7 separate regions of the Mus musculus genome follow, and all the other regions are linked to region 2. The links are chromatin loops, found by intact Hi-C in ENCODE. Cell type or tissue: heart. All regions are shown on one strand. Region 1 overlaps Gm35101 (a long non-coding RNA gene). Region 2 holds the start of Kitl (kit ligand). Region 3 has its middle 27 kb from the start of Gm35533. Region 4 has its middle 4.4 kb from the start of Gm35206. Region 5 overlaps Kitl (kit ligand). Region 6 has its middle 8.7 kb from the start of Gm35533. Region 7 has its middle 48 kb from the start of Gm35437.

Evidence for each region. Peaks named below come from ENCODE experiments on the same cell type or tissue, not always from the same donor. Only the 100,000 strongest peaks of a DNase experiment are listed, where the experiment ranks them.
Region 1: a loop joins it to region 2, with 6 times the contacts of the local background. A loop is called at or near these places in 5 of 42 quality-filtered maps.
Region 3: it touches region 2 in a loop (3-fold over the local background); 6 of 42 quality-filtered maps call a loop at or near these places.
Region 4: a loop joins it to region 2, with 2.2 times the contacts of the local background. A loop is called at or near these places in 4 of 42 quality-filtered maps.
Region 5: it touches region 2 in a loop (2.0-fold over the local background); 2 of 42 quality-filtered maps call a loop at or near these places.
Region 6: a loop joins it to region 2, with 3.0 times the contacts of the local background. A loop is called at or near these places in 13 of 42 quality-filtered maps.
Region 7: a loop joins it to region 2, with 4 times the contacts of the local background. A loop is called at or near these places in 6 of 42 quality-filtered maps.

The regions. Positions count from the first base shown.
Region 1 is chr10:99,685,320-99,689,319 of GRCm38, reverse strand. All of the region lies in intron 4 of Gm35101 (a long non-coding RNA gene), which reads right to left. Among named protein-coding and RNA genes, the nearest start is that of Gm35101, 27 kb to the right of the region's middle. In heart, a CTCF peak has its summit at 2,237; a DNase peak (open chromatin) is centred at 2,089.
Region 2 is chr10:100,014,453-100,018,452 of GRCm38, reverse strand. Kitl (kit ligand) reads right to left here and starts at 2,632. Exons shown (of 10, transcript NM_013598.3): 1 at 2,418-2,632. The coding sequence starts at 2,432. In heart, CTCF peaks have their summits at 1,837 and 2,808; DNase peaks (open chromatin) are centred at 1,922 and 2,792; H3K4me3 peaks cover 3,181 bases; H3K27ac peaks cover 1,946 bases.
Region 3 is chr10:100,169,025-100,173,024 of GRCm38, reverse strand. No RefSeq gene overlaps it. Among named protein-coding and RNA genes, the nearest start is that of Gm35533, 27 kb to the right of the region's middle. In heart, a CTCF peak has its summit at 1,978 (motif pointing right); no DNase peak of the experiment used is centred here.
Region 4 is chr10:99,753,080-99,757,079 of GRCm38, reverse strand. No RefSeq gene overlaps it. Among named protein-coding and RNA genes, the nearest start is that of Gm35206, 4.4 kb to the left of the region's middle. In heart, no CTCF peak of the experiment used is centred here; no DNase peak of the experiment used is centred here.
Region 5 is chr10:100,080,464-100,084,463 of GRCm38, reverse strand. Kitl (kit ligand) reads right to left here. Exons shown (of 10, transcript NM_013598.3): 6 at 3,524-3,607. Among named protein-coding and RNA genes, the nearest start is that of Gm35533, 62 kb to the left of the region's middle. In heart, no CTCF peak of the experiment used is centred here; no DNase peak of the experiment used is centred here.
Region 6 is chr10:100,150,867-100,154,866 of GRCm38, reverse strand. No RefSeq gene overlaps it. Among named protein-coding and RNA genes, the nearest start is that of Gm35533, 8.7 kb to the right of the region's middle. In heart, a CTCF peak has its summit at 1,806 (motif pointing right); no DNase peak of the experiment used is centred here.
Region 7 is chr10:99,948,830-99,952,829 of GRCm38, reverse strand. No RefSeq gene overlaps it. Among named protein-coding and RNA genes, the nearest start is that of Gm35437, 48 kb to the right of the region's middle. In heart, no CTCF peak of the experiment used is centred here; no DNase peak of the experiment used is centred here.

The DNA.
Region 1 (4,000 bases), 330 kb after region 2:
CCATTCTAACCAAAACAAATCATTTTCGGGAAGCTGCCTGGCTCCTTGTGTATTCACAAGGATATATGTGCCCCGAAAGCTTCATAGAGCTGGAGCCAAGTTCGGTTCTTTCCATCATCACTCTTTGTACGGGATTTTATGAAAATCAGGTGTGTAATACAAAGAGTCTAAGAAAATCTGTTGGAGCTCTACTCAACTTCTGAAGTTCTGGCAGTTAAAACTGTTAAATGCACTTAGCTGCAGGCAATATCGGATTCGTCCATCTACTGCTGTAGCCTGAGCAAACTAATGGCACAGCCTCCAAGTCCAGCTCTTTTCTGATTTTTATAAAGTTTGGCTAGATACAAGTCATGCACACTTCTTACATTGTATCTGCAGCTGGCTGCTTCAAACTAGAACGACTTGAGGTATGTCTTCATTGATATGTCAGCATTGACACAGAGTCGATGCCACCTCTAAAACTTGAATAATTTATCATCTGATTCAGAATGTTGTTGACCTTAGAGTACCATTAGAGTATTCTGGATAAAGTCCTGGTGGGATCCAGACAGCACATCCTCTTATTCTGCATCTCAGTCTGTGGGGATGGAATGGCCATTTCACCTGGGTAGCCTAAGACCATCGGAAAACACAGAGACTTACATTACAATTCATACCAGTAGCAAAGTTACAATTATGGAGAAGTAACACAGATAGTTTTATGGTTGGAGCGTCACCACAACATGAGGAACTATATTGAAGGGTTACAGTATTAGGAAGGATGAGAACCACTGCTCTTGGTTAGTGCTGAACCTACCTTGAAATTGAAAGTCAGGAAATTCATAGTTTCCTTTAACTAGCTTTATCATTCAGATCTCCATACCCAAAGAAAACTTCCAATGAAATAGTAAGACATTTAACTCACCTTGTCTTTTAGGCAATAATGTCTGGAAATAGAGCAAATAGCTCACCTGACAAAAGCAAATATTTACTTGACTAGTTCCCATTCACAGACAAGATCAGACTATGAGCTCAGCAATTTAAGGTACACCCCCTAGAAATACACATGGCATATTTAAATGATATATATTTATGGTCAGCTATCTTAAGACCTTAGGATTCTCAATGCATCTTTCTCATTCTAGCATGTAGCACAATATATAGTGTGCTATGTGAACACACATTGGAATATTTGCCTGAACAGACAAGATTGAAGTTATGCAAAGATATAGACCTTTGCTTGAGTTATTGAACAGATTACAAATGAATTTTTCCTTTCCAAAAGAAGTGGGGGGAATCACTTCACAGGATTTTTTTTCCTTAATGCTCCTGCAAAGATCAAGTGTTTGCTATGGGCATACTCTGCACAACTCCCATTGTTTTTGTTATATAATGGTGTTTCTTCCAAGATTCATGCTAAGTCCTAGCAGCCAACATCCAGACAATGTACAAGTTGAGCAGAATCAAAGAAGTGAAGGGCAGTTAGGATTTCCACCATATAGTCCTCACCCTAGGAATCCTTAACTTGGTTGGATGAAGGGTGTAGCAATTAAAGATGGACCCATCTAGATGAAAGCAGTAATTAATGTATCATCAAGGCACTCTTTGGGAACATGAAAACACCATGAACCATGTGCCTAGTCAAAATCAATCTTCCAGTTATGTGTCTCCGCTTAAATGCAATGATAATTTTGGAGGGAGGGTTACCATTTGAAATACTACTGAGATGAATCACAGGGAATTTGTGGATGTCATTCTGCATTGCCCATTGCAAAAATCTTTTCCCCTGGAGAAGTGAGCCAGCTTAAGAGAAACCCCTAATAAGAAGAAACTAAGCAATAGCGTCCTCTGCCACTGGAAGTGAAGAGAATATGGACCTGGAGTGAGGGAGAGGGGGGAAGGATAATTTGGTTGCACATAAATACTGTGAAGGGAAAAAGGACAGGCATCTATTTTTAAGCCTGTGTCCTGGGAAACTATATTCCCTGTGCTTAAAGCCAAGAGCCTTCTTACACAATAAATAATTCAGAAACCCCACAACGAGTGCCTGGCTAGGACACCTACTTCCTGCAAGCTGCCTTTTCAGCTAATCTTGGAAAAGGCCATGGATCGACCTGCAGCTCAGACGGAATCTCTGCTTTCCACCTAAGGATTAGGAGCAAGGCCCTCAGCCAGAGGACATTAGGCGGAAACCAATACAATCCTGACATTGTTGGGGCTATTTATAGCTTATTGTTTCAAGAATTTGGAAATGACTGGAGTCCTTGTGGCAAACTTGAGATCTCATGTATGAATTTGGCAGGCTCTTTTCCTGGAGCAGAATTCAAAAACAAACTCAAGATACCGTGCACTATTGAAGGGAAATAAGACAACCCCAAACTCCCTTCTTTTTGCCCTTCTGGGTCTCTCAAGTTCCTTCCCTGACATTCACCTCAAATGACTTTAGTGAAAAAGTCAGTAGGTTTGAAGTTCTCACAAATCCCAACTTTTTCAGGGCAAAAATGCAAGGAAGCAAGATGCTCAAATGCTTGCTGTTCAGTTGATCACTGAATTTAGTGTGATCTGTGCAATGCTAAGAGATTCACATGTATTGATGCAAGTCAATGGCTAACATGCAAATTACAACTTTGGTGGAAACCCCAAGATGCCATTGAATGCTAATTTATGACTCCATGGAAAGGCACTATGTACCAAGGCAATCAAGGCTACATTGTTAAAGGATGGAATGTCTGGTGTTTGTTTGTTTGTTTCTTGTCTCCTCAGACCCCAATTTGTGGTCCTTCTGAGCTCTTGTAGAATATATATAGTCAGTTAAAAACTCCCATAAAGGCAGTAAGAAAGGTGGAGAAATGTATTCCTCAAGGGAAGAAGAAGGAGGAGGAGGAGGAGAAAAGAAGAAGGGATAAAGAAGAAAGAAGAAGGGGCAAGGGGAGGGGAAGGAGAAGAAGAGAAAGAAAAGAAAAAGGCATTTTTGTGTGAATGGCAATTTTTTCTTTCTTTCTTTCTTTTTAATTTCTGCAAAATTTTAAAACTCCTCAAGGTTACTGACATATGCAGGTGAATAGCAACATGTTATTTCATTATTTGCTGGGCTAGAGAAAGAAATGAGATAAAATTCTTTGGGGCCTTGAAAATTGTATGTCCCATTGAAAAGCCTCTATAAATCTGTCAAGTAAACAGCAGGTGTCCCTACCCTTTGCTCTCACTCCTCTGCATGCGACCTCAGAAAGAGCAAGCAGGAAACGTCCTTGTCTACTGATATTTCCTCGGGCTGCCAAATGCTTATTTGCCCCAAGGGGCATTTCTGGGGTCTGCAAGGGAAAATATTTCAACTATTATGGCTGTCAAACCAGATGGCTTGGACACAGGTATTAGGTCTAATGACAAAATGGGAACCGGTCGCTTTGATCAAGTCAGTTTTTATTACTGGGAACACTGACAGGTGAACCAGGCTGCTGACTGGAACTGCACTGAAAGTTGGGATGGAGAAAAGTAAAGTTTTAAAATCATCTCTTTACAAATAAGGGCATCTAGCTACTAGTTTTTCTAGATAAGCTGTGGTCTTTGATCTAGAGCAAATGCCTCATGGTTATGGAGGTCATGGTTCAGCAAAAAGTAGAATGCCTGGACGTTGGTTGTGATATTCACCTACCTTCTTTAAAACCAGTGTGTTTGGAAAAAGATAGAAGGTGTTATGACACAGAGAAATTAGCTGTTAAATATAAAGAGATACGTTCTTTGAATGGGCTTTTCAAAACCTAGAATAGATATGATGATTCAGTGTTACAGCCTCCTTGTCTTCCAGGTTCTGTTGCCCAATGTATCTATTAGTTCTGTTATACCTCCCATGATTCTTAAAATCCTGCTTTGTTCTCCTATTAATGCAGGTTACATCTCCATAGCGCCTTTTATCTCCTAGCATATTGCAAACATCAATTAGCTGAGCTACCCATCACCCCTATGTGGGTAGAAATACCCTATTATCCTAATTTGAAAGCTGGGAGAAAGAGGTTAAGTGAGG
Region 2 (4,000 bases):
CAGGCAGAGATAACATCAGATTTTAAAAGCAAAGAAGTCTGGATCTTGCTTGTGTCCAGTTCCCTTACACTATTCTCTCTCTACACATTCAGAGTGGCCCAGAAATTTTCTTTGCATCTCTTGGATTAGGAGATTTGACCATAGGAAAGAGAATGTAACCCCCTCCCTCACTGCAATGGGTTATTTTATTGATTTTTTTGAGCTCTTTCCAGTGTCTTCTTTTTCAGGGACAAGAATGTGAATTTCTAGAAGTAGCCTTAAAGGAAACCTTGAAGGTCATTAGATTCCACACAATGAATGCCTCCATTCAATAAGAGCACTGCCCTCTTTTTGCCTACAAACCCTTTATCAGCAGCATGCCCCCCCCCAAAGGGCCTGCACTTTAACTTGGTCCAAACAGGTCACATTTCTAAAATACTTAACTGTCTCAAATATCTCTGGTCGGCAGCACTGAGTCACTACTGCTGCCACCTCCACAGTGTTTCGGGCTAGATCGACCTCTTTCTAGTTTTCAATGGAATTATTCCATGTAATCCTATTTACACAGCCATTTAATCAAAGCGGGAAAAGAGATTACAGGGCTCGCGCTCGTTTTGCAAAGAGGGCGCAGGGATCATCAATCCTACTGACTCTCAACTGCTCTCTGCTTTGGCGTGTTGGACATTAACCTTGTCCGTCTCCTGTTTTCTTGTTTAAATAAGAAGACTTGGTTGGACTCTCTTCCTGTACCAGAGGCTGCTGCACTCAGAGCCGCCACCATTATTCATGTGAGCGGATGCTACTTTTAAAAAAAGGAATAGGTACCCCACCCTTGTTTATTATTCCACCAAGCAGAAGGCATGTACACACCAAGCAATCACGGCGAAACTTTTCTTTGTTGCAGAAACCCTTAACATCCTCATTTCAAGAGCAGGGATTTGAGGTGTGATGCTTTGGGGTAAAACTAACCTGCACGCAGGGCCAGATACCTGCCTTCCCTTTCTCCTGAGCCTGACTCAGGGCAGCTGCTCTAAGCAGAACACCTCCAGGATGCCAGGCCATGCTCCCTCCCCCTATCTGTTTCCAAGCCAGGAAAAGGTGCTTTATTCTTGCTGTTTCCTCATGGGTCGGTATCCCAGCCTAGATAGCTATTTAAAATAAGACGTCCTATGAGTAATTTAATAAATTACCTCCAACACACTGATGCCTTCATCAATGCTGAAAATGAGCACAAAACCTCCCATCCCATCCCCTTCCATACATTTCAGAAATTTACATCACCTATAGAATGGAGGGAGCAGGGCACCTGAAAGAACAGCTTTACCCAACCTGCTGCAGACAGAACACTTCAGAAAGGAAGAACCATGAAGAGGTAGCAACCGCGAGGGTAGAGGGTAGAAAGAACTATAGAGGAGAAAGAATTACTACAGTGGCTCTTTCCACACATACACCCTCCCCCGTCAACGAAGAAAAGACATAATTGTACCCCCGGGCTATGTTTTATGCATAAAGCGCAATTTAGAGACCCTGGGCATTATCTCAATAACTATCTTTAGGAGGTGCACATTAAAAAAAAAAGGAGAAGTAGGAAGAAGAAGAGGGAGGAGGAGGAGGAGGAGGAGGAGTAGAAGAAGAAGAAGAAGAAGAAGAAGAAGAAGAAGAAGAAGAAGAAGAAGAAGAAGAAGAAGAAGAAGAAGAAGAAGAAGAAGAAGAAGAAGAAGAAGAAAAGAACTTTTGCTGTTCTGTAATGGGAGAGGTTGTCTTGTCATGCAGTGTGGAAGTACTACTACTCCATCTAGAGCTTTCTGGAGGGCCCACCCAGAGCTGTGAACCCGGCCGACACCGCAGGCTGCCAAGTTTTCCCCGCCTGCCGGGCAGGTTCTGCACCCCGCCTGGCGCTGCCGCCTAGGAGCTCTGGGTTGGCTTCGCTCCAGCGGCTGAGCCCGCGTCCGCACCGCGTCCCGCGCCCACCTGGGGACTGCACAGATAAATCTGCCTGCGAGAGCGAGCGAGGGTGGCGCGTGGGAAGCTGTTTCATAATCTCCCCGAATCCACGGGGAAAGACCTCCGGTCCAAAAAAATTAAAAAATTAAATAAGAAACCCAAGCCTTCCCGGTGATAACTCCAACACCCAGGCGGAGGAAGCGTAGCCTGCATCGGCGGTTTGCCACTGACAGCTTCAAACTTCGCAGCTGCGGCTGCAAACTTGCCACAGGCTCACTCTCAGCCCTGGCTCTCCCCAGCTCCCGGGCTCACCCCTGGGGCGGCGGCTCGGGCTCTCACACCACGCCTGTCTCTCCCACACCCTCCTGGCTCACCGGGAGGGCGCAGCCCCACATGGCCTGGTTGCCGGTCCCAGAGCGCGCCGGGCTCCCCGGGGCTCCCGGAGCGATTTTCTTGGAAAGCTTCCGAGCTCCTCCCGGGCGTGCCCTACTCACTTGTGTCTTCTTCATAAGGAAAGGCAGCGCTGCGATCCAGCCCAGGCAGCGGTGTGGCGACTCCGTTTAGCTGTTCTGGAGCTCCAGCATATTGCACCAGCAGCGGCTGCAGATAGTCCCAGCATTGGGTAGCTCGAACGCAGCGCCCCGTCCTTGGCCGTTGCTTTCCCGCGGCACTCTCGGTCCCGGTGACAGACAGCAAATGAAGCCCCGGCTGCTGCGCCGCCAGCGCTTTTTATACAGCTCCCTCCCGCCCGCCCGCCAGCTCCGGACACGCCTCCTTCCCTTCCGGAGCCTCGGGGAGGAGAGCCGCGCACCGAGTCCAGGCTGGGAGACCCGGGAGCGCGCTGAAGGGCGGGGATCTTCCCAGAGGTTGGACCGATCGAGCCTGGTGCGTCCCCTGTCTGGGTACTGGCCAGAGTCCCTGAGGCACCGGGAGTCTCGGATGCCGCTGAGCAACCTGCAGTAGCTGCCCTGTGCCCGGCTCCCCAGTCCGCAGCAAGCTCACCAGCACTGTCCGGGTACCCTCGTTGCACCGCGCACAGTGGAGAGGGTCCTGGCTCAGGAGCCGCGTGGTCGGATAGACTTCACTTGGTTCTTTTCCCCTACCTCGCCTCAGGGAAATAGAACCAACAACCAAAAAAGTTTAATTACAATCCCATTGTCTTAGCTAGTTTTTCTCTTCTCTTCTTTTCTCTTTTCTTTTCTTTTCCTTTCTGTTCCGTTCCTTTCTCTTCTTTCTTTCCTTCCTTCTTCCTTCCTCCCTTTCCTTTTTCCTTTTGTTTCTCCTCAGTTACTTTAGTGAGAAAACAAGTGACTCAGGATTAAATGGTACTAAAGGAGATGCTGTTTTCAACAGTTTACTACAGAGCCTTTGGAAAACAAAATTGAAAGAAAAAGATAGCTTACTAACTGCGGGTTGTTCTCACAGAAAGGGTTTTGAAAGGTCCACTTTCAGATTAGGAAAGTTTGTAAAAATCAGAAAGCGAACAATGGCCATAGTAACACATCTCATAACATTATGTGATGGATCTTTTATTACGTAGTAGGTGTTGTGCAAGAACTATTCATAAATTATCTCTTTTGCCCATAGGCCTAGTGTGTGCCTGGTGAGTGAGTGAGTATGTGTGTGTGTGTGCGCGCGCGTGCATGTGTGTGTGTGTGTGTGTGTGTGTGTGTGTGTGTTTTCCATGTTATAGATTAAGAAATAGCCTCAAGAGGTTAATTCCCCCCCCCAAAAAAACCCCGAGAGTTGTGATTCAAATCCAGAACCTTGGACATACTGCCCTAAAAAAAAAATAATATGCCAAATAAGAATGTTCTTTTTCTCGAAGCCCTTCAATATTTTTAAAGGTAATTGAGGAAAACGAAAAGGCATTTTGTTATTTTTATAAGGAAAATATTAGCCTCAAATCCCCATCAGTAATTTTTTGGAACAAGTATGCTGTCCAGTCATTCTTATAAGAGAGGAGTATTCCAAATTTGGTTTGAGAAGCTCACTTGCCATTGTTAAAAAACAAACAAAACAAAAAGTTAATATGCCAAACTCCCTTTGCTAGTTGCCTACTTGTGCTGCGAGAATT
Region 3 (4,000 bases), 150 kb before region 2:
GTTGGCCAGTGGAGATATGTAGGTTCCCCAAACAGTGCAGGTTATTGCCTTTGCTCTTGGCTCTCCTACAAACCTTGATAGCAAGACTGTATTGCTGCCATGCTCACTGAGCCCTCTGAGCCAAGCCAAGCTGCCCTGAGCACCCTGCCGTCCCAGAAAGACCTTCATTCTCCTGCTACCTCTCCACCCACTTTCATTGGACCTGAGACTCCTGAAACATACAGCTCAAAGATATCCATCAGAAGCCTTCCACACCAGGATCAGCAAGGCTCATCCCACTCCCATACCTACAAAGAGAAGAACATCCAGGGTCCAAAACCAGATGGCTAAAGGCCCTTGAAAGAACACAATCAACAAAAGCCGGGGTAATATGACCCCTTCAAAGCACAGCTACCTTGCTATTGCAGGCCTTGGATATCTTAACACAACCCAAACACAGAAAATTACCTTAAATCCAATCTTATAAAGATGATAGAGGCCTTTAAAGAGGAAGCAAATAAATCCCTTAAAGACAAACAGGAAAATACAATAAAACAGGTAAAGGAAATAAATAAAATTGTGCCAAACCTGAAAGCAGAAATAAAAGCAATAAAGAAAGCACAAACTGAGGGAACATTGGAGATGGACAACCTGGGGAAGAGAACAAAAACAACAGATGCAAGCATCACCCAAAGAATACAGGAGATGGAAGAGAGAATCTCAGGTGTAGAGGATAGAATAGAAGAAATTGATATATCAGTCAATGAAAATGTTAAAGCTAAAAATTTCCTGACACAAAACATCCAGAGAATCTGGGACACCATGCAAAGACCTAACCTAAGAACAACAGGAACAGAAGAAGGTGAAGAGTCCCAGCTCCAAGGCCAGAAAATATTCTCAACAAAATCATAAAAGAAAACTTCTATGATTGCTGAATATCTGTCCAGGCCCTTCCAGTTTTTAGAGTCTTTGACCCAAAGAAAGAGATGCCTATAAACATACAAGAAGCTTATAGAACACCAACTAGACTGGACCAGAAAAAAAAAATCATCCAGGTACATAATAATAAAAACGCAAAATCTACTGTAAAGCTATGGTGAGCCTTAGCTTACCGGGGACTCCCTGAGTGAACAATGCAGAGCCGGGAATCAATATAAGAAGCAAGAGGAATTTATTGTTCTAACATGTTGGGCACACAGCTGCACATGGAGAGAGAAAATGACCATGTGAGTCCCGTCCAGCGAGCCCTTATACCATTCTCAAGGCAGCGGCCATTAGGCACAAGGTGATTGGCAGAACAGTGTGACTTCTAAATTGATTGGTCTTTAGGGAATGAGGTAGGTGAACAACGGTTTCGGAATGTGTCTACCAGCTCTGGGTCTCCCTACCCAAAGATGCAGCGGGCTGGTAGGCTGGTGGGCTGGTGGGCTGGTGGGCTGGTGGGCTGGTGGTCTGTCCCTCCTCCCTGTGGTCTGAGGAATGTAATTAGAGCCCCTCCCTTGCAGAGGGGAGGGTTGTCTATATTCTTTATGACTTCTCTTTTCCAGGAGGGGAGGAGTCCAGTGGAATTTTCTAAAGTTTCTGAGCTGACCTCTTCACTACAGAACAAAGAAAGAATATTAAAAGCTGTAAGGGAAAAGGGCCAGATAACATACAGAGGCAGACCTAACAGAATCATACCTGACTTCTCAACAAAGACTCTAAAAACTGGAAGGGCCTGGACAGATATTCAGCAATCTCTAAAAAAAACCACAGGTATCAACCTAGACTACTATACCCAGCAAAACTCTCAATCACCATTAAGGGAGAAACCAAGATATTTCAAGACAAATCCAAATTCAAACACTTTTAATCACTGTTTCTATTTCTTTAGGGTTGTGGGACTATAGTTCATGAAGCTCCACCTATAGCTGAGGAGCTACTAGCAATTAAAAGTTACTAAGGAACTAAAATCCTTTTTCTTCAGGGATATAATCCTGAAGAGGTTCCACATGCACCAGTAGGTGGCTCTACACCCATGCCCATATAGGCAGAACAAAGCCAACTCTGTGAGTTTAAAATGGAGCACATGAAATTTGAAAAAAAAAATGATTGGGGGATAGAGAAAGAACTGAAGGAGGGAAAGATGTGGGGGTGGATTTGATCAAAATACATTACAACCATGTATAAATATCTCAAATAAAAAATTGAAATTAAAGGATATACTGTTTCTGAATTGATTTGTCATAATTTAATGAGAAGAAAAATTTTTTGCAAAGTTCAATTTATTGAAGACATATGAAAAGAAAAATATCTATGCACACATCTATCAATTTAAAATATCTTCCAAAGAAAATTCTGGACATCTTTGGTATTTATTTCAAACATTTAAAGGAGTTGCAGCATCAGTTTCACACTATTCTGCTAGTACCTTGAGCCTGGGAGAGAGGAAAATTAGCTCTCATTCAGGACTGGGCACAGCAGTTACTTCTCAGCACTTTGCCCAGTTGTGAGTTTCTACATTCACTGTGGTCCACTGCAAACAGAAACTTTTCTCACCAAGGCAGAGAGCAACATGAATCAAATTGTTGGTTCCTATATGGGCTCTCTTGAGTTTATTCCACACCCCTGAGAGGTTCTTGGTGGTGAAATGATTCACAATTTTAGCATAGATTTTTTTTTAATTTCAAATACTTGGAAAGGCATCTTAGGCTCTCTCTCTCTCTCTCTCTCTCTCTCTCTCTCTTTAAGAATTATTTATTTTATTTGACATGTATGGGTGTTTTGTTTACAAGCATGCATATGTACCATGTGTGTGGGTGGTACCTGCAGAGGTCAGAAGGAACCAGATTCTCTGGAACTAGAGATATAGATAGTTGTATGACTATAGATATAGATAGTTGTATGACTATAGATATAGATAGTTGTATGACTATAGATATAGATAGTTGTATGACACAATGTAGGTGTTGGGAACAGAACCCAGGGCTTCTGCAAGAGTAGCATGTACTCCTAACAGCTGAACCATCATTTCAACACATTGGCAACCCCCATCTATTATATCACTCAGGAAACCTAGAATGCACATAAAATATAATGTTTGGAAAGATTTGGATAGGTCTATTGGTCATTATTGGAATTAATTTGCACTTACATTTAACACTGTATTTACATAATCATATGTAAAATAATGGATCAGATTAAAGTCATTAAGCAGAAAAAACAAGTTCTGGAAAATCTATATGCTATAATTTGATTTTTATTCAACAGCAAAAGATTTTTATGTATATGTATATACAAGACTAGACAATGTGTGGTCCACAATATGGAGACTAAAAGGCACATATGGGCAATTAACATTTGCATTAATTAAAACTAAGTTATAGTCATAAATAACAGGGAAACTTTAAAATACATAAACATATGCAAGTATAATTTGTCAGTTTATGATTTAAAATTGAAACCTAAATAAATAATAAATGCATAAAGTTTTTATTTTAAATTAATCGCCTCAGTCACATTAACCACAATACCATACTAAATAACATCAGATAACTTCTATCACTGTAGAAATTTCTGTTTGCCATTCCTGCATTAGGAAATTCTGGAAATTACACACTAAACTCACAGCATCAGGGCTGGAGAAAAGTACGAAGTGACCATTAGTATCTCACTGTACATTTCTGATCATTGGTTTATTTAAAACATATGTATGACTAAGCAGTTCTAACTAGGTAAAGTTGAACTCAAGTTTCCTGCATGACTCCTATGCTTGGGCTGTGTCTTTTGAAGCCTTGTTACAACAATTTCTCCTATTCTTTGTAGCCAAGGATTTGGCAAGACATTCAAGGCCTACAGTTGAAGTTTTAATCTTCACCAAGTGATAGGACACGCACATGATTGAGGAGTGATGTTCAAATACTTGAAAGATATGAAAACATGTAATTAAATTCTAACCTTTCCTATTAGGCTTCCCATCCCCATCACTCATAGCTGATGACAGAGCTGTGAACATTGTGGTTGTTCAGAGCTGTTTCTGTGT
Region 4 (4,000 bases), 260 kb after region 2:
TCCCTGTCCTGGCCTGTGCTAGGTTCCTCTATTAGCAGGTGTATCCGATCTGTGGTCTTCCCTGGGCATTCGACTTTATCAGTCTTTAATGTGGAGTTGGGCTTTTACTTCCATGGAACATAAGCCACTACCTTCTGACCTTGGTTTCTCCTCTTACTATGTTCTAGCACAGAATAAAGGCTCAGGAATGACCAGCCTCTTTGGGGTCTCGTCCTAGGGGTTCTAGCCTTTCTTTTTGAACAGCAAATTATACATAGTTCCCATACTAGGATATTAGATAGACCTAAGGCTGGAGACATTCAAAACAGTGAGCCGCCTTCTCATCCCATGTCAAGGAAATGGTCCTTTCATTATCAATGTGTTTTGCTCTTCCCATAAGTAAGAGCTCATAGCAGAGCATTTATTTCAGTAGCCCTGTTTGCACAGGTTTTCAGTGACTCAGAATGCTCTACTGCCTGATGATTGAGAAAGGGTTGAGATACACTCCTGTTGTCCTGGCTCCTTATCCCAAAGCTCCTGCCTGTGTTTGTATGGAACCCATCTCCAGCACCACCACACTGTTGAGATGGATACACTGTAAACCCCCGGGTAGCTGTTAAAGTCATGATGCAGACTTCAGGATGTTCTGTCTAAAGTGAAAATAAATATTTTTATTAACAAAATAAATAAAGTCCTTAAGCTTGGTGGAAACAATAAAGTGCAGGGCTTGATGTCTGAAGTTAGTTACATTTCATGCTTTACTATTCACCATGGAGTTTGACATTATGAAAATTACATGACCTTTTTAAACCTCAGAATCCTCTCCTGACATGATATTAAGTGACTTCTACCTAAAAGGTTGATGAATTAGACAGTGTAGAGGTCAGGGTGAGCATGGATAAATGTGTGTGTGTGCGCGCGTGTGTACATGTGTGCACACACTCAAGCTTCACCTCCCTTAGGGGTCAGGGAGTGATATAGACCCAGCAAAAACTGTGCTTGTTATGTAAATTAGATCATGATATAGAAGTAAATGACATCATTGTCCCCAAAGCTTAACAGGATCCAGTCCGGGAAGGACAATGTAGCGTTTACCTGGTCAGTGTCTGCCCATTGGTTGCTTATAGGAAATCTCATCTCGTTCCAGACCCAGATCTTAGTGGAAAGGGCTGGAAAGCCATGTTCTTCCCCCAACTTCCTTAAACACCCTGAGTCCTTCTCTGACTTCCCATACCGCTCATACAATACAACTCTACTTGACTATAGCTGGCCTTGGCTAAGATAAGTCTGCAGCCTTTCTATTCCTCACAGCCTGTCACATGACCTGTCCTGGGCCAGTCTCTCCACTCTCACACCTGTCCTCTCATTCCCAGATCTACTCAGTACTACCTTGTAGCTATCTCACTACTGAGAACTTCTCCCAGTCCCTTTCAGGTAAATGTGTCTTACCCTGGAACCTGGAGCAGAAAAAGAACATTCATAAAAAGGAAAGGAAGGAAGGAAGGAAGGAAGGAAGGGAGAGAGGAAGGAAGGAAGGAAGGATAGAAAACTAAAAAATTCAATAAAGTAATATACTAATGTTAGTTTCAATCTTGACATGAGTTGTGCTATAAGAAATTATGAAAGTCTGAGCAGAAATTATGAAATTATGGAAGTATGAGCAGAAATTGGGTGAGAATTATCTTTGTAGCTTATCAGAAAAATTAAAATTAAAAGTTCATTTAAGAAATGAACACCCTCAGCTTTTCTGCAAGATTTCCTTCTCCACTACAAATGCCTCTCCCTGCTCCTGCCCCTTCCCTTGCTTTCCCTGAGTGACTGTACTGTGCCAGATTTTCTTCATCTGTCTAATAGTGAGAGTGAGCATAAGCCATGGTTAAGAATCTAGGCAGAGGTGTTACATACAGAGTATGTTCGTGTGTGTATGTGTGTGTGTTGGTATATACATTAGGATGTATGTATGTATGTATCTGTGTATGTGTATGTGTGCGTGTGTGTATCTGTGTGTGTGAGTATATGTGTATGTATATGAATGTGTGTATCTGTGTGTGTGAGTGTATGTGTATATGAATGTGTATATGTGTGTGAGTGTGTGTGTATGTACATTAGAATGTATGTGTGAGTGTGTGTATCTGTGTGTGAGTGTGTATGTGTGTGTACATGTGAATGTATGTGTGAGTGTGTGTGTGAGTGTGTATGTGTATGTGTGCGTGTGTGTACATGTGAATGTATATGTGTGTGTATCTGTGTGTGTGAGTGTATGTGTGTGTGTATGAATGTGTGTATCTGTGTGTGTGAGTGTATGTGTATATGTGTGTGAGTGTGTGTGTGTGTACATTAGAATGTATGTGTGAGTGTGTATATCTGTGTGTGAGTGTGTATGTACATGTGAATGTATGTGTGTGTATCTGTGAGTGTGAGTGTGTGTATGTGTGTATATATGAATGTGTATATGTGTGTGAGTGTGTGTTTGTGTGTGTGTGCGTGCATGTGTATGTGCGTGTGTGTATGTGTGTAGGCTGAAACACAATCTTCGGTATTGTTCCTTAGGAGCTGTCTTTTCTTTCTTTCTTTCTTTCTTTCTTTCTTTCTTTCTTTCTTTCTTTCTTTCTTTCTTTCTTTCTTTCTTTCTAACACAGGCTCATGTTCCAGCTCCTCCTTTGTGTCATTCTTGTGGATGACACAGAAGGACAAATTTGATGTGACTGTAATATTTGGATGGCTCTAACTATGTTGTTTTGCTTACGTGTGCTGGATGTGAGGGGGGAGAAGTGGTTCCTAGTCTGTAACATTTTCTTCTTAGACTCTACTTGTTTAAACGTCAAAGCAGAAACTCAAGGCAGGAACCTGGAGCAGAGACTGAAGCAGAGACAATTAAGGGGGGCTGCTCATTGACTTGTTCCTCATGGCTTCGTCATCCTATTTTCTTACACAAGTCAGGACAACCTGCCCAGTGGTAGCATTGCCTACAGTGTCTTGGGACCTTCCATAGTAGTTATTAACCATGAAACCGCCCCACAGGATTGTCTACTGGCCAGCATGATGAAGGTATGTTTACAACTGAGGTTTCCTCTTCCAAGATGGTCCTAGCTTTCATCAAAAAAGTAACCAGAACCTGCAGCCACCTAAACCAGTGTGACTGTTTTCATTTATGAAAGATTAGTAGTAGTAGTAGTAGTAGTAGTAGTAGTAGTAGTAGTAGTAGTAGTAGTAGTAGTTTATAACAATAACTTTTTTTGAAAACCTATTCCATGAAAAAGTAGTAGTAGTAGTAGTAGTAGTAGTAGTATTTTATAACAATAACTTTCTATTGAAAACCTATTCCATGGAAATTTTCTTATGGAAAATTCACGTTTAGAACTATATAAATGTTATTCTTCTCCCAACCAAATATTTTAGACAAACTATACACAGCATAATCCCTTCCCTCGTGCCCTCTTAGGTAATGCAGCAATGACGCTTTGAGGCCAGAGCTCTCATGGAAGATTTGTATCACAGTCTCCTAGGAACATTTGGGTTTTCAACATTCATACCCACACCTGATTCTTGGAGACTCAAATTTTGTGGACATGTGAAGAAAATACTTTTTCAAAAAAAGTGAATAAGCCCTCAAATGGTATTTCTGCAGAAACCTCATTAGAAACTATTGCTCAGGACCTCTGGTGTTTCAAATGAGCCGTTATTTGAAATTCAAGAAGTTCCTTATTCCACGTGGCCTGCCTCTAGCCCATCTGTGAAAGTCACCTTGCAATTTGCATAAAAATACAACTGTCTTTAATATTCAGAACAAGGTACATAACTTTATAAAATGCATGCATTGTAATTATTGAACGCAAATTTACTCTAATAATGAAGAATAATTATTTTAGGAACACATAAAGAATTCAATCTTAAGTTTTTCTGCTGTTCGGGTTTGATCAGAATCCATGTTAGTTAATGGACGTGTACTAGGGGCTGTTCTGTGTAAGTAACGTTTCCATCAGTCATCTTACAACTCTCTTGAATGATAAGAAAGCCTCAT
Region 5 (4,000 bases), 66 kb before region 2:
TTTTCAAGTTCTCCTGACCACTCTTCCCCAGTTTGCTTTTCTTTATGCTATGAGTGAAACAATACATTAGATACTTCCATGATGATTCCTGTTAGGTAACACATTCTTTGATATGAATGTGAGCACCACAGTAGATTGCTTTATGCATTGCTATCTAACTCATGAGTGACATCATACATAGCCAAGCTGTGATATGTAAGACCTGTGTTTTACAAATGAAAGAAGAAGGGGCAAAATAAATAAGGATGAGGGAGGGGAGGAAAACTATAAAAGGATGTCCACCTTGCAAAATAAATTAATAAGTAAAGGATTAAATAGTATTTGATTTTGCAGTCAGGTTTTTCTTGACATTGGTAAGTAGGACATTCTTTTGTTTCTAATTGTGGTGGTTGTAGCCTTCTCAAACTACATAATTATAATATTCAATACATTATATGAAACATCTATTTTCACAAGTTAGCTCACAGAGAGAACAAATATGTAATTGCTAAATAGAAAGAAATATACAAACTGAGACCCATTAGTGATTTAATTTCTAACATTTGGTTTCTCTAGTCTGGGAAGACAGGACTCCATTCACTAAGGCTCACAGCTCTCTCTAGAGATGGAAGTTCAGGGTTGTTGAGTTGGGTAAATTTGGATAGTCATACTGGTGGAAATAAGCTGTATGTAAGAAACATCACAAACCTTTTGATGAGTTTTAATTAATCTACTAGACAAATAATAATCTGTACATGCCCAGGGAGACACATAACAAAATCTGGCAAAAACACAACTCTAAGCAAGCAGACACACTAATAGTCTCATGGCAATGAAAAAAGTCTCCTGCACAGATTGTTCAATAGTCATATTACTCTAGAAACAGCTCAAAATTCCCAACCTTAACAATGAAGTTGCCACCCACCCCATCTTCATCGCCCAACCCTGTGCCCTTATCCCTAACCAAGTTTTAAAACAATCCTGGAAAGGAAGATGAAGCTTATCTATAAGGAAATGAACCTCTCACCAAGTGAAACTCAACTTCTTCTAAAAGAATGCTACAAAATTCAGAAGCTATCTAATAATATAACAGCCTCAATGTATAACATATGCTTAAAAAATTACTGATTGTTTAGAGAAATATCTGACCCCAGCCAGGGAGACAGAGAGAGAGACAGAGACAGAGAGAGACAGAGAGAGAGAGAGAGAGAGAGAAAGAGAGAGAGAGAGAGAGAGAGAGAGAGAGAGATTAAATGCTAAGATGGAATACATGTTCAACTTAGGTGGTAAGAATGTAAGACAAAAAAAAAAGAATATGTCTTGGTATGAAGAGGGAACATCTCTGCACAAAAATTCCAAAAAAAAAGAAGAAGAAGGAGAAGGAGGAGGGAGAGGAGGAGGAAGAAGAAGAAAAGGAAGAGGAAGAGGAAAAACAGCATAAAGTAAAATATGTCCAGTATAGAGTACAGAAAAAAAAGCAATACAATGGTGATTTTTGCATTTCAGATACAGTATCTGTGGAAGAAAATGCCATAGTGTCTTTAAAGGAATAAAAGGAAATTTTATTAACCCAGAATTTGCTATGTAGTAAAAAGTACCTCTTGGTGCAGCAAATAGTACAGACATTTCTCAAAGAAAGGAAAAGAGATTTGTTGCCAATAGATCTGTTTTACAGGAAATACTAAAGGGGTTCTACTTCCTGAAAAGAGTTAACATCAGGTTAGAAGGGTGGACTGAGGACAGAATGGAAGGTACAAAAATAACATAAAATGTAACATATATTTTTCTACTTGAAAGGATATATAGTTGCTTCAAACAACCATTTGAAAGCTAAATATGGGAGTTTATGGCTTAAGAGTATGACATTTAAAAACACAATAAATTGGTTCAGGGAAGGCCCACGTCTTTCTTGAAGGGTACTAACCAATGCAATAATATTAACTCTAAGAAAAATGTTATAAGTGAAAATGTACAATTTAGTTCCAAAAGTTACTATAAATAACACAGGGAGATAGTGAAGCTCAAATAGAGAGGATATGGATCCCTGAGAAGAACAGGGCTTGAATGAAGAAACAGAGGATAAAAACTGGAACCAGAAAGTGGAAAAACTGACAGATCCAAGGTCAGTCATAATGACATGAAATAGGAAGAGCTGAAATACCCAAGGCAGCTGGGCGTGGCACCACAGGCCTGTAACCCCAGCACTTCAGAGGCCGAGGCAGGCTGATTACAAATTTGAAGCCAGACTGGTTACAAACTAAGAATTTGTTTAAGAAAAACAAAAACAAAAACAAAAAAACAAGAAAGAACAAAACAATGCACGTATGCATAGTTTTGAAAAGCAATAGAAAAACAATATACAAAAATGAGTGTGACTCAGTTAACAGTGGTGCAAGGGCATTTTTTTCACCCTTTAAGGAAAGAAATTAGCTTAACATCAACAATGTCATTTTTCCAACTTAAGAATCTGGGACAGGTTAAGTGAGTTAAAAGCAAAATATGGAGGATGAAAATGGTAAACGTTAATATCAAGGAAACAGGAATGGAGCATCTAAGATGCTAAAAATGGCTCCTTTGGAAAGATGAGTAGACAAAAGAAAAGATGACACATGCACACCAGGTCCAGTCCCTTTGTGGAATGTGTCAGATCTGATATGTTATATGAGTGCAATTCACAATTTTCTGTTTTGGAAGACCATCGTGAAAACATTGGACATGGTAGACTGCTAGCCAGGGAGATCTGGCAGCATCCTTCCATTGGATGTATTAAATATCTACACTGTGAAATGTATAGATTTTTTTAAAAGAGGGATAAAAAGACTATATATAGCTTTATTTTAGGTCCAGGTAAAGCTTTGGTAGAAAAACATTCTCAAGCATGTACTTCAGAGATTTTTCTTTTAAAGATTGAATAAGCTATGGTGAATCTGTGCAAACAGAGACCGAATATACACAGTAGAGTCAAGAATCTTTATACTGATCATGGCACAGACTTGCAAATACGTCAGTCTTCCAGGAACATGGGTTCTAGGGCAAAGGGGACAGAAATTTCAGGGAAACAAGTCCATTCCTCTCCAACACGCATTCTTAAGTAGTATAACAGTGTCAGCAAATTTCCAAACATGCACTAGTAAATATGGAGACGCAAAACTGAAAATATCTTTGAAAGTGTTGAGAGTTAGCGCATGCACTTGAAATTTTAAAAGTCCATTGTGATCAGGGACATTCTCCACAGAGTTTATTTTAAGCCTACAATGATTCAAAAGAAGGCCTCTGTCGTAATTTTTTTCAATTAATTTCGTACCTTATTTAAAATAACCTTAGCAGAAAGTTTATTGGCCTAATTCCTTCATGGTCTTCATAACCTCCAGGGAGATCCGATTCTCCAAACCAGATATTTAATTGTCAGGAAGACCATACAAGGAATAACAGCAACAGAACAGTATTATTAGTAATCATTTATAAACTTGGTTTAAGTCCATGCAACACTCCTATAGGGGATACTTGGAGCCATGCATGCATTAAATCAGATACGTGTACTTACTATTACTGCTACTGCTGTCATTCCTAAGGGAGCTGGCTGCAACAGGGGGTAACATAAATGGTTTTGTGACACTGACTCTGGAATCTAAATAGAAAGCAATAATGTGTCAGTGTTACATGGTGATTTATATGAATCACAGAGTCCCCCAAAGGCGAAGTGCAATATCACTGTATGTGCTGGGTCTGCCTCCCAAGTCTAGGTTATGCAGTTCCTATTTATTTCATACTCAGTTCAGCTGCTCAGTTTTGTCAAGAGATGTGCCATAGTCATCTTGGAGTGATGGCTTATTGCATACAATACCATGCTTAGAAACGTGAATAGTGAAGAGCTGGTGGTAGCCCATCATGATTTTAAAGGAAAGCAATGAAGTTAGTTCCATCATAGGGACCCAGCTCAGGGAGAGTTGGGATCCAGAATGAACTGGTGAGGCTCAGAACTCAAGTCTCAGAGATAGACCCTTAAGGAAAAGGTATGAGA
Region 6 (4,000 bases), 140 kb before region 2:
AAGTGGGGAGACCTTGTAAGGAAGAGGGAGTATTAAAATATCCAGGTGAAATATTCAGGCTATATCATAGGAAAACCAAAATCCTTGATTAATAGCCTTATTATTCTGTTCTTGACAAAACAGTTGAAAATTAACCAGCATCCTTTGGAGTTAAGGCAGAAAACACCAGGTCAAGTTTATATAGCTCTAGTTTTGCCATGGTAACCAACCCACTTGAAGGCACCCCATCCCTGAGTCCACTGCTGCACTGTGTCAGCTATCTTGTTAGAAAAGACACCATGAGTTTTCCCATAGTCTGCAGTAGTTTATCTGACTAACAGTTCTTTTCTAAAGTTCTAATGTAATGCCCAGATGACCTCTAACACAGATGAAAAGGGGACAAAGGCATGCTCCCTGATAATGTCTGTTTTGTTTGTCAGTAAGAGACACCGATCTCCTTCCTGTGCTCACCCATGTCTTCCTTCCGATACTATGATGGAATCTTTTGGTTATAGTGTATAGTGAGCATTTCAGTCTAGTTAGGTGGCAGAAGGCATGACCACAGCAGGGTGGTGAAGAGGTTTGACTTCACAGGATTCTACCTTGCTGGCATTATTTTATGGTTTGCTTTGTAGCAAACTTCTCAAGAGTCCTACATTTCAGGTCTCTTGTTTCAATATGATTTGAATATCATAAATTTAACGTTGACTTTTATTATAATGAGATAATACTTGCTTCTGGGATTTTGCATGATCCATTTTGATTTTTGTGGTCTGGGAATTGAAGCAAAGGTTTTGCATACTTTTTAAATTTTATTTTAAGTTGCTTAAAGTATTTAATTCTCTGTCTCGCTCTTTGCCTGTTTATCCGTCTCCCTTTCCTCTCTGCGTCTTTGTTTGTGTCTGTGTCTCCTCCCCCCACTCACGTGTGTGCACATGTACCCACACCTGTGTGTGCATGTGCATTCAAAACTGTTAAAATGAACAACGCCTTCATCACTATATTTCTTAAATCACGTTTTATATCCACTCTCTCCAGGACTTTCTAGCTATTCACTTCCCAGAAGCCACTGAAGTTTAGTATTTGAATTGACTTTTTGCTTCAATACCTAATGGACTTACAGTCACTTAACAAATTATGATTGCATTTCTACTGAAAATGAGGTCTAGGATAGAGGCTTGGAAACAATATGTTAGGAAAATACAATCTACACATTGACTCATACCTATAATTCTAGTATTTAGGAAAACAAGCAGGGAAATTGCTAAGTTCCAAGTTATCCTGTGCTATAATGACTAATCTTGTATCAAAAATTATAACTAAACCGAACAGCATTTGGTATGACTCATCCCCGCAAATGCCTAACATCTTATTCAAAGGAGAAAGTGCCTTGTTCAGACTCTGCTCATCCCATGCGGAAGAGCTGCTCAGGGTCATTGTTTTCCTCTGTGCATTTGTGTAAATACTTAGAAACATTCTCTACACAATAAACCTTCAATGATGTGTTCTTGATTGCTTCTAGATACTCTTAGCCCCTGGGAAGTGCATGTTACCAGTGGTTGGATTGTAGGTCAATGAATTTAACTAATGGGGTCTCTCTCCCTTCACTTAGGCATACAGCATTTGAAAAACAATTTTTTTTTAGAACAAAAAGACATAAATGCATTATTCTTACTTATACAAAATTATAGTTTTTGTTTTGTGGTGGTATCATAACCAACTATGCTGAAATCATTAGTCATCTGCACACTTTAAGATCTGAGCACTTTAGGGAAGAGCGAAGGCCCAGTAGGTAAAGGTGCCTGACAACTTTGAGTTCAATCTCTGGTTCCCACAAGGTGGCAGAAGAGAACAGAATCCCAAGATTTCTCTGCCGTCCATACATTACACATGCTGCATACACCGCAGACATGCATAGGCATGAGTGTACAAGTGTGTGCAGGTGGATTTCCATGCACATCCACACAACGAACAGGCCATCTTCAAGTGAATTAATAAACAACTAAATGTACATTTGCTAGTAGTTTACTGATGGAAGTTGTTCGGTGCAAACTTATTTTAAAACAGGAGTTAAAAGTGTTCACAGTCCTCCATTAATCATGTGCCTGTACGAAGCTGAATTTCCATCTTCAGTGATTTTGCTTTTATTAATATTGTGATTACTAAATGAGTAATCCCCAGTGTGCTCTGTTATATGTTTGCTATATTGAACAAAGGGTTATTGTTCACAACCATTTGATTTTCCATTTTTATTTACCATTGTTTGCTTTTAGATGAGCAATGCCTCGTCCCTGGAAACCAAGCTCTTTGAGGAATGGGGACAGGGAGGGATTTATATTTATTTTATCCTGTGTTCCGAGTCTAACAATAGTATGTCTCCATTGTAATTTATCAGAGGGATTTTTCAGAAAATAGTTCAACTGAATCACAGGTTAATGAATAAACAGTTCTTCTGAGCTTCCAGCCTTTATATCACAAAGCATCTGAAAATAAAGGAAAGGTCTGTGAAGTTTTTCTATGCTGGTAAGCGGATGAATCATTTTATCATGCGACTGATAAGTTTTTATGTAGTGATTGGCCCATCTTATCTTGTGTTTTAGAATAAACAGAATTACAAGAAAGCATGAGTATATACATATTAAACTAAAAAGATGCTTTGCTATAAAACTTCCATTCTTCACACATACATAATACAAAATAGTGTATCTATCTTTAAAAGAAAGATCAAATCCAAAGCAAATCTTTGAGGAAGAATGAAATACTTAAGTATTTTAATTGTAAGTCATTCTTTGTCTAAGGAGTTCTACCTAGGGTTGTGACTCATTTCGATTACTGTGATAAAGCAGAATGACAAAAAATGTACCTTATGGAGGAAAGGATTTATTTCTATTTGTAGTTGTAGTCCCTCAGTCAGGGAAGTCAGGACAGAAACTCAAGAAAAGCAGGAGTCTGGAGGCAGAAGCTGATACAGAAGCCAAGTCTTGCTCACCCTGCTTTCTTGCAGCATCCAGAACCATCAGCTCAAGGGTCCTACCCACAGGAGGTTGAACTCCCCTCTCCTCACATGGACCACTTGCTAAGAAAAGGTCCCTTTAGATATTATCAAGAGACACAACCTCACAGTAAATTCCACTTGCAATCTTTTCTCTCCCTTCCCCCACAGTGTTCACTGAGCACGAGGTAGGGAATTGGTTTTTGGATCCATTAGGACTGAGCCCCAGACCTCTGCATTTTGATTGATGATAGCTTCTGTAGTGGTCTCAATCCATTACAAAGAGTTCTCTTGCTGGGGATTGAAGACTACACTAATCTGTGGATATAAGGGCACATGTTTTATAGACTGTTAAGAATTATGCTGGTCTAGTAGATGAGGGGCTACAGATTCATCTCTGCTAACAATGATTTGGCTAGTTGTGAATAATTAAGTAGCCACCCAATACCATGCGTAGTTTCCCTCTTGTTGAGAGGGTGTTATATCCGATTAGAGAGTTGTTGGTTATTGCTAAGGTACGTGTGCCACTACTGCATCGTTAAGGTTATTGTGCCATGATGGTCATTAATGCAATTTATAATCATCATAGTTGGGTAGAACTGGGAGTCGTTTCCCTCCTTTGGGAGCTTACATGGCACTTTCTGGTACCATAAAAGCTCATTGTCAGGGATGATGCATTTATGTCAGTTCCAGCTCAGGGGTCCTCGAGCCTTATTTCCGTAGTCCATGGTGTCTTCAGAAATAGAAACTTACCCTTCACTCTTCAGGAGCAACTGATAGCAAGAGCCATAGGTTGTATCTTTTGGGGATCTTTTGTACAGTCCTGGTCAACAAGTCAGAAGAGGACTGCTTATATCTGCTCTTGGAGGTTTTATTAGTAATGCCAGAAGCTACAATCATAAAGTCTCATCAACATAACTGCCCAAATGTGAACAAGGACACCAATGGGCATGCCAAAGTGAATGGGGAAAACCTACAAGGCCTTGACTCTACACAGAGAACTAGAGACAACTGAGAAAAGCTGAGAGC
Region 7 (4,000 bases), 66 kb after region 2:
ATTCATATTCACATAAAGAAGTAAGCATACTTAATTGATACCAATTATTGACTGATTATCATTTTCTTCAAGCGGGGTACTTTTAGCTCGTGAGGAGGAGTGGGCTAATCAGACGCCAGGATTGATTGCATCATTGTGCAGTACGTTTGCTGTCAATGAGTTTTGCTCCGCCCACCCCAGACATCTGCAAATATAGATGAATAAGCAGTTACTTGGTACTGTGGGACTCATCTTAAAACACATTTTAACTTCCACTTTTGTTCTCAATAGGATGCTTACCAAGGATCAAAGACCATTGCTTGCATCAGTTTATACGGATTATAACCCCACATCCCTCATATGACACCGAACCAGTACTATCATGAATTATCATAGAAAGTTTCTTATTTCCAGTACTTATTTAAATAGATCATCTATGGGCGAGGATTTTGTTTGCCAGTGTGTTTTAGAACAGTACAAAGAAAACATGAATGAGTGACTGGGTAAAGAACTATGGCATCTCATTTAATCCCCAAAGTAGAATTAAAACCTTTATTTTTGTTCTCATGGGTTACAAAATTCAAATTCATCCATGTATGGTTCCTGATCTATACTCTAAAAGATTCTCTTACTGAAAATAGCAGTTTCTACATAGTTATCAGAAAAGAGGAAAAATATTGGCTACGTGGAGAAAAAAAAAGGTACAACAAAAAACAAAAACAAAACAAAAACAAAAACAAAAACAAAAAACCCCCTCTAAAAAACAAGAATGGAGAACATCACCTTACATAAGCCTAGGTATTTTTATTCATTAGCATTTGTCAAGATTCCGTCTTTTATCATGTCTTGGCAAGAACTTAGAGTTTATTTTTAAATTTTCTCTCAACACAAGCTACTCCATTGTCTTCTTGTGGTTTTAAGGAAGATTGCCAGTGGGTGTGGTTAGGTTGTCAGAATCAGTCATGTTGTTTACTTCGGCTTTAATTGTGCTCAGACAATGATCTGTTTTACACATTACACCTTGACAAGCTCTGTGTAGGACAGTATATCTCAATGTGGTTAAAAAGAAAAGAGCAGACGCCTAAAAACACTCATCCATTGATTCCTGAGATGCCCAACACAACCGGTCTCACTATCAAATGGCTCACATATCAAATGTTATATCCCTAGTATGTGATATGATAACAGATTTTGTAACATGTTCCCCTGAAGTACTTCACTGCTAATATTTCTGGTTTAGTGTTGTTTCTCAAAATATGCAGAACAATCACTTATAAAGGAAGTGTTGTTGTGTGCTATCCACAGCAGAGGACTTGGCAAAGCTGATGTCTGAGTCACCAATTCAAAACTGGGAGAACTGGTGAAAGTCATATAACGTCTCTGAGGGTTAGTCGATCCATATGCGTAATGAGTCCATGCACTGTCTTCTGCTCTGCAGGACTGCTGGTAGCTTTAGATGGGAGGATGTTTAGGAACCCACCGCATGCCGAGAAAAATATGAATCATTTCTAGTACGACTATGAAAATGCATTGCTCCATTTTCTTTTAACCAATCTGTCTCTCTGCCTCTCTGCCTGTCTTCCTGTCTCTCTGTCTCTCTGTGTGTCTCTCTCATATGTGTGTTGTTGTCTGCCTGTCTCCTCATGTGTAAGTGTGTGTGTGTGTGTGTGTGTGTGTGTGTGTGAGTTCTGCCTGTTTATCTGCCTGTGTGTGTATGTCAGTTTGTATGTCTGTGTATGTGTCTGTCAGTGTCTGTCTGTCTTTCTGTGTCAGTGTCTGTCTGTCTCACTGTGTGTGTTGGTGTCTATCTGTGTGTCTGTCTGTCTGTGTGTCTGTGTGTCTGTCTCTCTGTCTGTCTCTGTGTGTGTTATTTATCCATGCACATACATGTGCACATATACAGGTCTGAAAACAATCACAAACACCAGTCCTTCTTTTTCACTTTGTTCAAAACCTTTCCCTTTGTTTTTCTCTCTATATGCCAGGCAAGCTAGCCCACACCTTCTGGGGATTCTTGTCTCCTCTTTCTGTCTTGCCACCCTGGGAGCTCTGGGGTTATCAAAAAGTGCCAGCTACCTCAGGATAGCTCCTGCCTGAGTTACCTAAGTTCTGAGGATTCAAACTCAGCGCTTCATGTTTGCACAGCACTTTATCCACAGAGTCGCGTGCCCTTCCCACTTCTTTAGTCAATCTATCTGTTCCTCCATTAGTAAACACAGTAAAGGCACTTAATGGTCAGCAGTGTTGTGATATGAAGTTAAGCAGTGGAGTGGGATGCATCCCACAGCTAAAGGTGGCCCTATACTAGTGACTGACTTTGTTATTCCTCAGTTTCCACGTTCACAAAGTGGCCATGCTAGTATTTCCTCCTCATAATGACAACACAAAGATGAAATAATTTCATAAGCATTACGTACTTATAACAATCCACAATATAATATGTCCTTTACGTTAAGTTAGCTATTACTTTTTATTATATATTGATAAAATGGTCCCCAGATATAAAACATGATAGATTAGAAAATAAACAAAAGTCCTGAGGATTAATTTTTAGAAAATTTTGTGTTTAAAATATGAGTAAATATTTCATCAGAGGGCATGTTCTTTACCAAAGACAGATAGTCCTCAGTTTTGTAGAATCCAGCTCTTCCATGGAGGTTACAGACTGGCAGAACAGTGCCCAGTCATTCTCCATTTATTCTCATAACTCGTGCAAGCATGCTTTAGTAACCAGATCTGAGTATTCATTTCTTCCACAGTGTGTGGAGCATGGCAAGTATTCACTACATGTCTGAGTGGATGGAACTCTCAAGCACTGGTGACAGACTGCCTCTCTTTGCTGAGCGGGCCTGGCACACGGAGACTGTCAGTGCCTCTACATCGTCCCTATGGATGCATCACATCATGAGAGAGAACTGATACAGGTCAGAGTCTGTTCTATTTTAGTTACGGGATGTTTACCCATAATTCACTTGGACTCTTAGAGGAATGTACCAATGAATAGAGCCACCAACACATTTTGATTCATTACTGTCACTTGCACATTGCACCCACCCACCCCATTCTTTGTAAGAGGAGCTGTTACTACTGGTGAATGGGATACACTGAAGTTCATTTAGTGACTCAGTGATTCATATGAGATAGCAGAAACATACAAGGCTGATTAATAACTGATCGAAAGGTCCCAAGGCAGAGATCATCACTACCAGTCAATAGTCTCCTTGAGCCCCTTAGTTTTAAAAATCAGAGGTCACAGAGATCGAAAAAGAACTAGCTCTTCAAACGACCATTCCTTTCGTATTCATTGAGTCAATGCCGTTTGGGTGTGGATGAGTGTGTGTACACGTATGTGTGTGTTTGTATGTGTGTGTGTGTGTGTCAGTGTGTGTAGAGACCAAGGGATAATATTAAGTGCCTTTCTCATTCACTCCTCACCTGACTTCTTGAAACAGGATTTCTCACTGAATCTGAAGTTCACTGATTTGGACAGGCTCCCGGCCAGCAGTCTCTAGGGATCTACCTGCCTCTGCCTCTCCAGTACTGAGACTGGACCCTCACACCACTGAGTCTGGCTTCTTATGTGGCTATGGGGATGCAAATCAGGGCTCATACTTACAAATGAGTCCTTTACTGACCAAGCCTTGTTTCCCAAACCCTTCTTTCAACACACTTTAATATGAACATTTACTTGGGCTTCTTTCTTAGAAATGATGAGTAAGCTCGCTCACAATTTGCTCTTACCAAAACCCTGGAAGTTAGCATGCATACAGAAAGAGAAGACTAATGTGTCCAAGTTACTGTCCTTATAGCAACAGTGGGATCAACAAGAAAATCCAGCAATTCCTACTTGAAAGGTGGTATGCTGGTTTCTGGGGCCTTCAAATGTTCTTAGAGAAAGTTCTATTTACATTCCAAAAGCACCAACTCATAGGTTAGCCTGAGAACTATCCCTTAAATAGAGGAAATGGCTTGAAGTGAATTCCTGCGTACCTCTGCTTATTTATTCAAGCATACTCTGTGT